Regions from separate parts of the Homo sapiens genome. Here region 1 is linked to region 2. A link is a loop called in an ENCODE intact Hi-C map of the cell type or tissue named here. Cell type or tissue: heart right ventricle. All regions are shown on one strand. Links, peaks and the distances in the headings refer to the core of each region. The heading gives the core; the rest is flanking DNA.

The links. A loop is a pair of places that touch in the nucleus more often than their neighbours do. Peaks named below come from ENCODE experiments on the same cell type or tissue, not always from the same donor. Only the 100,000 strongest peaks of a DNase experiment are listed, where the experiment ranks them.
Region 1: a loop joins it to region 2, with 4 times the contacts of the local background. A loop is called at or near these places in 28 of 110 quality-filtered maps.

What each region holds. Positions count from the first base shown.
Region 1 is chr3:149,567,007-149,572,392 of GRCh38, forward strand. The region is part of intron 3 of WWTR1 (WW domain containing transcription regulator 1); the gene reads right to left. Among named protein-coding and RNA genes, the nearest start is that of WWTR1-IT1, 82 kb to the right of the region's middle. In heart right ventricle, for the core only: a CTCF peak has its summit at 2,138 (motif pointing right); no DNase peak of the experiment used is centred there; H3K27ac peaks cover 3,237 bases.
Region 2 is chr3:149,715,254-149,720,639 of GRCh38, forward strand. It overlaps a transcript of WWTR1 not described here. Among named protein-coding and RNA genes, the nearest start is that of COMMD2, 35 kb to the right of the region's middle. In heart right ventricle, for the core only: a CTCF peak has its summit at 2,386 (motif pointing left); a DNase peak (open chromatin) is centred at 2,348; H3K4me3 peaks cover 615 bases; H3K27ac peaks cover 508 bases.

The DNA.
Region 1 (5,386 bases), core at 133-5,132, 150 kb before region 2:
AAAGTTTCTGAATTGGCTAGGGTTCGCAGGCTGGTGAAGTTGTTATAGTCTTTATTTTTTCCTGTACTGTCAGGAAGGATACTAGCATCTCAGGTCAGGGTCTCATTCCAACAAAAAGCCTCATTAGTGTGTGACAGCAGCTCAGCACACCATGGTTTATGATCACTAGGATTATCACCAAAAAGGCAAAAAAAAAAAGAAAGGAAAAAAGCATGACACTTTCTTTTGGTAAAAACATTTTAAAATATGGAGCTACTTTAAGTTGTTGCATGTTTTCAGTATTTGTCTGCTGAGGAATGGGAAAATCTAACACTTCACTACTTGCAGAGGGGAAAATGTTCTTCACTTAGAACTCAGAAGTGTGACTGCTCTTCACAAACTCCCTCTGTGAATGACCTGACAGTCACAAGCTTGCTCCTCTTCATCTTCTCACAATTGCTGTCCGAGGTTAAATGTTATTTTTTGGTACCACACCAGCTAGTTTCACAATTTGTAAGCAAAAGTGCCCAAACAAATATAAGTTGCAGTAACCATGGTTGGGTCTTCCTGAAGGAGGAATGGAATGGCTTTCTAACAGAGCATATCAAAGGATCTTCCTCTGATTACACAGGAGCCAGAAAGGGGAGGAAAAATGAGGCAACTGGCTAACAATAATAGCTATAACAATACAAGTGCTGGCAGCTTACTATACATCAGGTACCAAGACATGGACTACCTAAATACTCAAAACAACGTTATCAGATAGGTACTATCATTATCACCATTTTACAGATAAGGAAAATGAGACTCAGAGGTTAAATAACCCAATACATAAACGTCTAAATTAAGAGAAACTCAGTTCTGACTTCAAGTTCTTCCAAAACAGTCCCCACCCTCCATCCCACTTCCATGCCCACTTCGCCACCACTCTAACCAAGGACTAAGATCTGCAGCAGGCTTCATTTTCTCAAGCCCATTGTTTTATACATTATAACAGAGCCTGTGTAGGCAGTCTATTTTTTTCCCTCTTTTGTTTCCCTCTTATTCTCTTTTTTAAAATTTTAGTAAGTATTAATAGTAAGGAAGGCCCACAACCTACTTAAAACATACAAACTTCTGGCTGGGTGCAGTGGCTCACGCCTGTAATCCCAGCACTTTGGGAGGCTGAGATGGGCGGATTGCCTGAGGTCAGGAGTTCGAGACCACCCTGGCCAACATGGTGAAACCCCATCTCTACTAAAAATACAAAAATTAGCTGGGTGTGGTGGCGGGCGCCTGTAATCCCAGCTACTCCAGAGGCTGAGGCAGGATAATTGCTTGAACCTGGGAGGTGGAGGTTGCAGTGAGCCAAGTCTAAAGTCCCCCAAGGTCGTCTTTTCTTCTTCCATTTATTGCATATGTCTGGGAATTCAGGCTTAAAGGCCATTACTCTGCTCAGACAGAATCCAAATTGGTAAAGCCTGATTTGGCAAATACAAAAACTAAAATTTTAGTTTTAAGCTAGACGAAACTGGAGATGGCTATTTGAATTAAAGTGCAAAAAAAAAAAAAAAAAAAAAAAAAAAAAAAAAAAAACCATATTTTTGCAATTTTCCCCTTCAGAGCTTATTTCATTTTACTTAGACTCAGTGTTCAACAAATCTGCCAACCTGCAGAAAGAATCCTCTGTTTTTACAAAGTCACTCACTCCAGGATGACTAAGTAATGGGTCTTTCCTCTTGCAATAAAAATATGGTTTGATTTACAAGTCGCATTACAGGAATACATCTAAAGCTCTTTTTGTTGTTGTTTTTGTTGTTGAGACGGAGTCTCGCTCTGTCGCCCAGGCTGGAGTGCAGTGGCGCAATCTCGGCTCACTGCAAGCTCCGCCTCCCGGGTTCACGCCATTCTCCTGCCTCAGCCTCCCGAGCAGCTGGGACTACAGGCGCCCGCCACCACACCCAGCTAATTTTTTGCATTTTTAGTAGAGACGGGGTTTCACCGTGTTAGCCATCACGGTCTCGATCTCCTGACCTCGTGATCCTCCCACCTCGGTCTCCCAAAGTGCTGGGATTACAGGTGTGAGCCACCGCGCCCGGCATCTAAAGCTCTTATAAAAAATAAGGTGTCTAGTGATAAGAAGTTTCTCCTGGGAGAGGTAACTTAAACATTTCCACCAGAGGGCACTATCCTCACTGAAGGTAATGAATACATTGTTCCTAATTTAAAACACTTTGCAATCTAACCAGCCCAAAATAAATCATTTTTATTCTAGAAAGCACTTATAAAGAACAGTTAAATTGTCTTAAAATATAACATGCTATAGTTAAATAAAATATAAAATATTTTTTGCCATAAAAATAATGATAATAAACATATATTTTAGCTTACTATGTGGCAATCATAGTTCTAAGCACTTTGCATATATAAACTCGTAAGTTCCTCATATATTAATAATCCCCATTGTACATATGATGAAATCAAAGCACAGACAAATAACTTAAGGGTCACCAAACTAGTAACTACAGAGCCAGGATTCAAATTCTGGCAGTCAGACACCCAAGTCCATGTACCTAACCTACAGAAACATACAGGGACCAAATACAAGATTTGTTTCTGAATGTAGTTAACTATGCCACTGATTATATCACGGCTCTAGAAATAAATAAAATTAGTTATAAAAGGTACTATTCTATCATCTGATAGTAATGCTATTAACTGTATTTTGACATCCTTTTCACATGTATATAAATGCCTTGCATTAAAGAAGACCTATCACTTTAGTTCACTTATTTGACAGCTACATTCCATTGAAAAGTACCAAAGTTCTAGATTTAAGAAGAAGGAAGAGTGGGAGGAGAAGAATCTGCTCTTTTCTTTTTCTAGTTTTTAAGAGTTGGGGGTCTCACTATGTTGCCCAGGCTGGCCTCAAACTCCTATGCCCAAGAGATCCTCCCACCTCAGAGCCTTCCAAGTAGCTGGGACTACAGGGATGCACCTCTACACCCAGCTCTGCTCTTTTTATTTTTATATGTTTAAAGATATATAATAAAGACTATGAACCACAGGCAGAGTTATGGCTTGAAATGAAATAGTCTGAGTAAATCATTTATTATTCTGACTGTATTGAGACTCTCTAAATTAAGTCCTGGTCTTTGGAACTTACTTGGCATTCCAAGTTGTATTTCCATCCTTCAGACACATCTGTGATTCTCCATAAGCTAGAAACACACTTTGCAATGGGCAAATACACAAATATTGTTGGAAAAACCCCAGAATGTGCGTCTTGAGAAATTCACTGCCTTATTAGAAATCTGGAAACTGCTGGGTGCCGGGTCTCACGCCTGTAGTCCCAGCGCTTTGGGAGGCTGAGGCAAGCGGATCGCCAGGGGTCAGGAGTTCGGGACCAACTTGGCCAACATGGTGAAATCCCGTCTCTACTAAAAATACAAAAATTAGCTGGGCGTGATGATACATGCACATAGTCCCAGCTACTGGGGAAGCTGAGGCATGAGAATTGCTTGAACCAGGAGGCAGAGGTTGCAGTGAGCTGAGATCGTGCCACTGCACTCCAGCCCGGATGACAGGGTGAGCCTCTTTCTCAAAATAATAATAATAATAATAATAATAATAATAATAACAAAAATTAAATAAAAATAGAAATCTGGAAACTAAGGTATTTTACTGAGCTACAGGTAAATTTGTTTCAGAATGTTCAGATTACAACTTCTTTAGATATACTTTACTAGTGCAATTGGACTTTGTGTGTGTGTGTGCATATGCATGCATGTATGCACATACAGGCAGACTCACATGTGCCTTCAATATCTAGTTCCAAGCATTCAAGCTTCTTTTAATTAGTCCACTTCCTACATATCGCACAAATTTTAAAAATTAAGGAGAATGCATAAAAGAACATGACAAAGGATATCCACTCCAGTATTTGTATGCTAGCAACACACTAGTAACAACCTAAATATCTACCAGATAGGAGTTAGTTAAATAAACTAATTATAGCATATTAATATAGTAGACTAATAGGCAAATTTTTAAAAGAATGAAGCAGCTCTATATGTATGGACAGGCAGGTGAAAAAAGCAAGATACAGAACAGTGGTTATGATATGCTAACCTTAGTATGATTAAACATACACACACACACAACTAGAAACACTGGTTGGCTCCAGGAAACAAACTTGGGGACTGAGGAAAGGGAGATTGGAGGAAGTGTTTGAATTTTTTTTTCTTTTCTTTTTTTTTTTTTTTTTTTTTTGTAAACTGGGTTCATGAAAGATTTTTTTCCGATTATAATTGATTACAAAGTTAAAGTTAAAACTTTAATAATCAGTTTTTAGAATTTTCGATGAAAATTAAATGGTTAAACAAACTGTAAAAACCAGTCTAATGCCACCTAATTTGGGGTCTCTTTACTACAGTGGCATCTGATTTCTACACGAGCTCCTGTATATTTGGGACAAAATAACTCACTGGAGGCTTTGGTTTACCACTGCTGGTACCAGAACTGGTTGCATTTTCTTTGATCTGCCCTTTAGATAAGGAACTCCACAGAGGTTGTTCCATGTCATTTGCTTTTTGGAAACTGTACATCTGCAAGCTTTAAAGCAGTAGGTTCAGACTTCCTGGAAGAACTGACACTTGAAGCTGACTAGGGTCTACTTGAGTTCATACTCACTTTGGCTAAGCCACAGTATGAGGGAAGGGTGTCCAGGAATAACGCTTCCATTTTTATCTTGTTCATTCCTGAAAATCCAACAGGAGATTCTTTTCACTCCCTAAAATTAACTGTTCTGTGTATAAAGCATATCTGGATATCTGATCTTAAATGGAAATGTTATCTGAAAATGGCACCAACTTTTCTAAAACTTTAAAATTGGCCCTTTTTTATTTTTAGCCCTGGGGGAGAAGGAAGGGAATGATTACCAAAAAAGCTGACTGGTTCCGTTGCTGCAGTGTATTAATTCACTGGTGATTATCTCTAGTGGGGATAATTTTAGCAGAAAATATTCTCTTCTCAAGTCTAAAATCGCACTTATTAAGTATTGTAAATGAAGTAAAAAGTGAGCCATATTATCCCACGGCAGGTATGGGGAGAAGCCACCTGCAGGTTATGTAATGGTTAACTCCCTTCTAAAATCAGACTAGCCTGCTCTCCAGCTCTGCTCTCCACAAGCTGCAAGACTTTCGGAAAGTTTCTTCATGTATAAACTGGAGAGCCTGCTACTTTTTGCAGGGGTTTTGGAAGGCTTTCATAAGGTAAGGCATGGAAGCACTTGGCATGCTATCTGACACATGTTATGCAGCAATTATGAAAAAAAAAGGAAAAAAGGGAAATAAGGATAGGGATTTGAGACTAGAATTGTACCTGTAGGCAGTCGCCAGGAGCCAAAGTCACCCAAAGCGTGTATGTG
Region 2 (5,386 bases), core at 62-5,061:
CCAGACCTGGGAGCTCCCCAAGCCAGGGCTGTGACTCCCTCTTTGGGGGCCTGCAGTTGCAGGCATCTCCAAGCTTCTGGGTGTCAAGCTTCTGGGCGTCACTGCATTTTCCGGTGCCAGCTGGGGAAGTTGCTTGCAGTGTGCCTGGTCCAGCATAGCCTCACAGAGCGCTGGCACCCGTGCCAGCACTCGGAACTGCCTGCCCCCTGGCAGCAGCCGGCGTATTTGTGCGCAGTGGCCGGATCCCACGCTTGCTTACACATCCCTTGCCGCTCCACACCTGACTCAGTCTCCCTTAGAGGTGTGATCAAGGGCCAGTAGCATGAGCTGAGCACAGCCTGCCAGGCCGAGTGGGCGGAACAAGCCCAGAGGGCCTGAGAAAACTTGGGCAAAGGCACCACCAGCCAAAGAGATTTCCGGCCAGAAAAGCGACATCCCAATCCCAAAGATCCCAGAACAACAGTACTTCATACATATACCTCACATAGAGTTGGGATATAAGTACAACTTAGTACATGTGGATAAAGTGCTCTGCAGATATTAATTTCTCTTTCTAATACTTATGCTAATCACAAAAATAGTAAAAATATGAATAGCAAAGAGTGATGGGGATCTCAGAGGGGACTACAACATATTTAACTGGATAAAAAGTCTTGTTTGGTTTGGTTTGGGGTGGGGGTTAACTAGGGAGCCTCATCAACATTTATGGCATTGTCTTCCTAAGAAAATTGGTCTCAGGTTTGCCTACAATGAAAACATTGACAAAACATTGAACATGAATTCTCTATTCAGTGAAGAGAGAATTTACTATTCAGGGCTATTTGTTTTGAATTCAGAAATTGTTCTGCGCCTGGCGTGGTGGCTCATGCCTGTAATCCCAGCACTTTGGGAGGCCGAGATGGGTGGATCACTTGAGGGCAGGAGTTTGTGACCAGCCTGGCCAACATGGTAAAACCCTGTCTCTACTAAAAATTCAAAAATTAGCCAGGCATGGTGGCACACAGCTGTAATCCCAGCTACTCAGAAGGCTGGGCAGGAGAATTGCTGGAACCTGGAAGGCAGAGGGTGCAGTGAGCCGAGATCACACCACTGCACTACAGCCTGGGTGACAAAGGGAGACTCCATCTCAAAAAAAAATAATAAAATAAAATAAAGAAATTGTTCTGATGCTCTGTGGCCTACTTACCTTTTCAACTAAATCTACCCATACTTGATACTTGTCAAAGCCACAGAAAGATAAAAACAATCCTACAAAATTTGAAAACTACTCTGAATATACTGTGATTGAGGGATGGCCCAAAGGAAAATAAAAATATTCTTATCTGGTATTAGGGAAAAAAAAATTATATTTTAACATTTTCTCTTAGAATCATTTACTTATTGATTGTTGAGACCTGTTTTTTAATAGTAAACAAACAAAAAGTCATATTTTATTTTTTAAATTTAATTTCTAGATTTCTTAATACTCATATTATTTCATAAGTGGATGGATGGCTACTTGGGTGGCTCTAAATGTGTAGTTTAGGATATGTCCAGAAGAATTAACAAGTTTAGAAAATAAAAATTTTTATAAGGACAGATCTACAGAGAAATCATAAGAAAAAAAATGTGGGCATACAGTCACAAGAATCAAAAATTATGGGCCAAGCATAGCAGCTCATACCTCTAATCCTTGCACTTTGGGAAGCTGAGGTGGGCGGGTTACTTGAGCCCAGAGTTCGAGACCAGACTGGGCAACATAGGGTGAACCCTGTCTCTATAAAAAATAAAAAACTTAGGTGGCACATGCCTGTAGTCCCAGCTATCTGGGGGCTGACGTGGGAGGATTGCTTGAGCTGGGGAGGTTGAGGCTGCAGCGAGCTGAGATTGTGCGACTCCCCAGTGGGTGACAGACTGGCCTTGTCTGGTTAACATTTCTCCTAAAGGTAATTCTACTTTGCAATTATATGGTGCTTCTTTCCCGTTCGAAAGCAGTTTCACTTCTATTATCTCACTTTATAAGCTTCGAAGGCTAAAGTAATGAATACAATTTTAGGCTATCTTCAGCCTAAAAACAATGAAAAGTTAGCAAAACAAACAAACAAACAAAAAAGATTATGAACTAATGGTCTACAAAGACTATTTTCAAGGACAATTCTTTTGATTGTGCAGATTGATAAAGGAAGCAGGTCTCCTGAGTAATCATTACCTTCCGTCTCTGGTGGGTGTGTTGAACCACACCATCAGGAAAGCCACTAATTATCAGGAAGAGCAAAGCTGAACTGTTCCCCTAAGCTTCTTCGAGGTGCCAGAGCAAATCCAGAGGAGAAAATCCTGCAGTGGAGGGAAAAAGGATTTGTGTCTCTGAGAAAGTGAGATTTAAGATGTATGCCCTCTGGTGCCCAAGAAGTGAAGGACAAGGGTGATGATCCAACATAAGCAATTTGTGAATATGAAATATGTTGAAAGACTTTGAAAATTTCCTGATTAGGTGTAGGGTGGGTATAGTGAAGAAGGATATTCTTGGCTTAAGATATAGACATAAAAATTCATACATTTGGAAGGTCTCTCTTATGGAAATTCAGGAACAAGACTATGGTAGCTTGTTAGTATTCACATGTTTTCTACTACTCACAAGTAGTAAATACTTGTGAGTATTCATTCATGTTTTTCTCCTAGATTTTATATCACCATTAATAAAACAGGTATTATTATTATTCTAATTTTAGAAAAAAATAGAAATGATCATATCATCAAGGCTGATTTATACTGAAAAATAAGTGAACAAGGGAAATTATACAAAATTATATCCCTAAACAAATATATTATAAAATTGCTTACTCTTTTATAATAACTCAATGACATTACCAAGTTACCAGACCCCAGAGACTATTTTTTAAAGTCTATGTGACTATTAGAAAATTAAAGGGCCTTCCATAGTGTCCCATCTTCTCATTGTGACCTTACGTTCTTTTTTTCCCCATAATCACCACATCAAACTTGGAATTTTGTATCTCAAAGAAGCAGGATTGTTTTCTCAAGGAAGCAGATTAAGAAAAAAACTGAGGAAGAAAAGGAAACAGATAGTAGAAAGCAGGAGATCGTTACCAACCACTCATTCAGCCACATGCCATGAGGGCCACTAGTCTCTGTTCACACAGGCTCAACAGCTCACAGGGTCCTCTGCTATCTCACTTTGGTTCTTTTCATTTTAATTTTTTACCCAAAGTTTATTATGGTAAAATATATGTAACAAAATTTACTATCTTAATCATTTTTAAGTGCACAGCTGAGTGGCATTCAGTATATTCATATGGTTGTGCAAACATCACCAGCATCCATCTCCAGATCTCTTTTCATCTTGCAAAATTGAAACTCTATGCCCGTTAAACAACAACTCATTGCTCCCTTCCTGCTACCCCTGGCAACCATCATTCTACTTTCTGTCTCTATGATTTTGACTACTTTAAGTACTTCATAAAAGTGGGATCATATAGTATTTGTTGTTTTGTGACTGGCTTATTTCACTTAGCCTAATGTCCTCAAGGTTCATCCATGTTGTAGCATGCCTCAGAATTTTCTTTCTTCTTCTTCTTCATTTTTTTTTTCTTGTGGCAGGGTCTCATTCTGTTGCCCAGGCTGGAGTGCAGTGGTATGATCTCGGTTCAGTGCAACGTCTGCCTCCCAGGTTCAAGCGGTTCTCCTGCCTCAGCCTCCTGAGGAGCTGGGATTACTGGTGCTTGTCACCACGCCTGGCTAATTTTTGTATTTTTGGTAGAGATGGGATTTCACTATGTTGGCCAGGCTGGTCTTGAACTCCTGACCTCAAGTGATCTGCCTGACTTGGCCTCCCATAGGGCTGGGATTACAGATGTGAGGCACCATGCCTGGCCTGAATTTTCTTCCTTTTTAAGGCTGAATAATATTCTTTTTCTTTTTTTTTTTTTCTTTTTTGAGACCGAGTCTCACTCTGTTGCCCAGGCTGGGGTGCAGTGGCATCATCTTGGGGCTCACTGCAACCTCTGCCTCCCGAGTTCAAGTGATTCTTGGGCCTCAGCCTCCTGAGTAGCTGGGACTACAGGCGTCAGCCACCAAGCCCAGCTAATTTTTTTATTTTTAGTAGAGACAGGGTTTCACCACGTTGGTCAGGCTGATCTTGAACTCCTGACCTCAGGTGATCCACCTGCCTCGGCTTCCCAAAGTGCTGGGATTACAGGCGTGGCCACTGTGCCCAGCCTTAAGGCTGAACAATATTCTATTGTAAGTATATATCACATTTTGCTTTTTCATTCATCTGTCAATGGCCTCTTGGGTTGCTTCAATGTTTTAGCTATTGTAAGTAATGCTGTATGAACACGAGCATACAAATATCTTTGATACTTTGCTTTTAATTCTTCTGAGTATGGCACTGCTGGATCATATGGTAAATCTATTTTTAATTTTTTGAGAAACCACCATACTGCTTTCCACAGTGGTTATACCATTCTATATCCCCCAAACAGGCACAAAGATTCTATTTTCTCCACATACCCTGCAAACACATTTTATTTTCTATTGCTTTGATAGTAGCCATCCTAAGGGTGTCCAGGTGGCTCTCACTATAGTTTTGACTTGCATTTCCATAATGATTAGTAAGGCTGAGCATCTTTGCATGTGCTGATTGGCCATTTGTATATCTTCTTGGAGAAGTATCAAATATCTATTCAAGTCCTTCACCCATTTTTGAATTGAGCTGTTTGTATTTTTGTTGTTGAGTTTTAGGAGTTCTCCATATATTCTGGATACTAATCCCTTATCAGATATATGACGTGTAAATATATTCTCAAATTCTGTAGGCTGTCTTTCTATTCTGTTGATAGTGTCTTTTGATATAAAATTTTTAAATTTTCATGAAGTCCAATTTGTCTGTTTTTTTCTTTTGTTGCCTGTGCCTTTGGTGTCATCACACAAAATCACTGCCTAATCCCATGTCGTGAAGTTTTTGCCTTATGTTTTCTTCTAAGAGTTTTATAGTTTTAGGGCTTACATTTAGGCCATGGATCTACTTTGAGCTAAATTATGCGTATGGTATTAGGTAAAGGTAAAAGTTCATTATTTTGCATGTAAATATCTAGTTTTCTCAGCACCATTTGTTGAAAAGACTGTCCTTTTCTTATTGAATAATCATGGTTCCCTTACCAAAAATCATTTGACCATATATTTGAAGATTTATTTCTGGATTCTCTATTGTATTCATTGGTCTTTATGTGTGGTCTTTATGCCACTACCACACTGTCTTAATTACTATTACCTATTATAAATTTTTAAATCAGTAAGTGTGAGTCCTCCAGCTTTGTTCTTCTCTTTTAGGATTATTTTGACTATTTAGAGTTCCTTGAAATTTCATATGAATATTAAGATTTGTTTT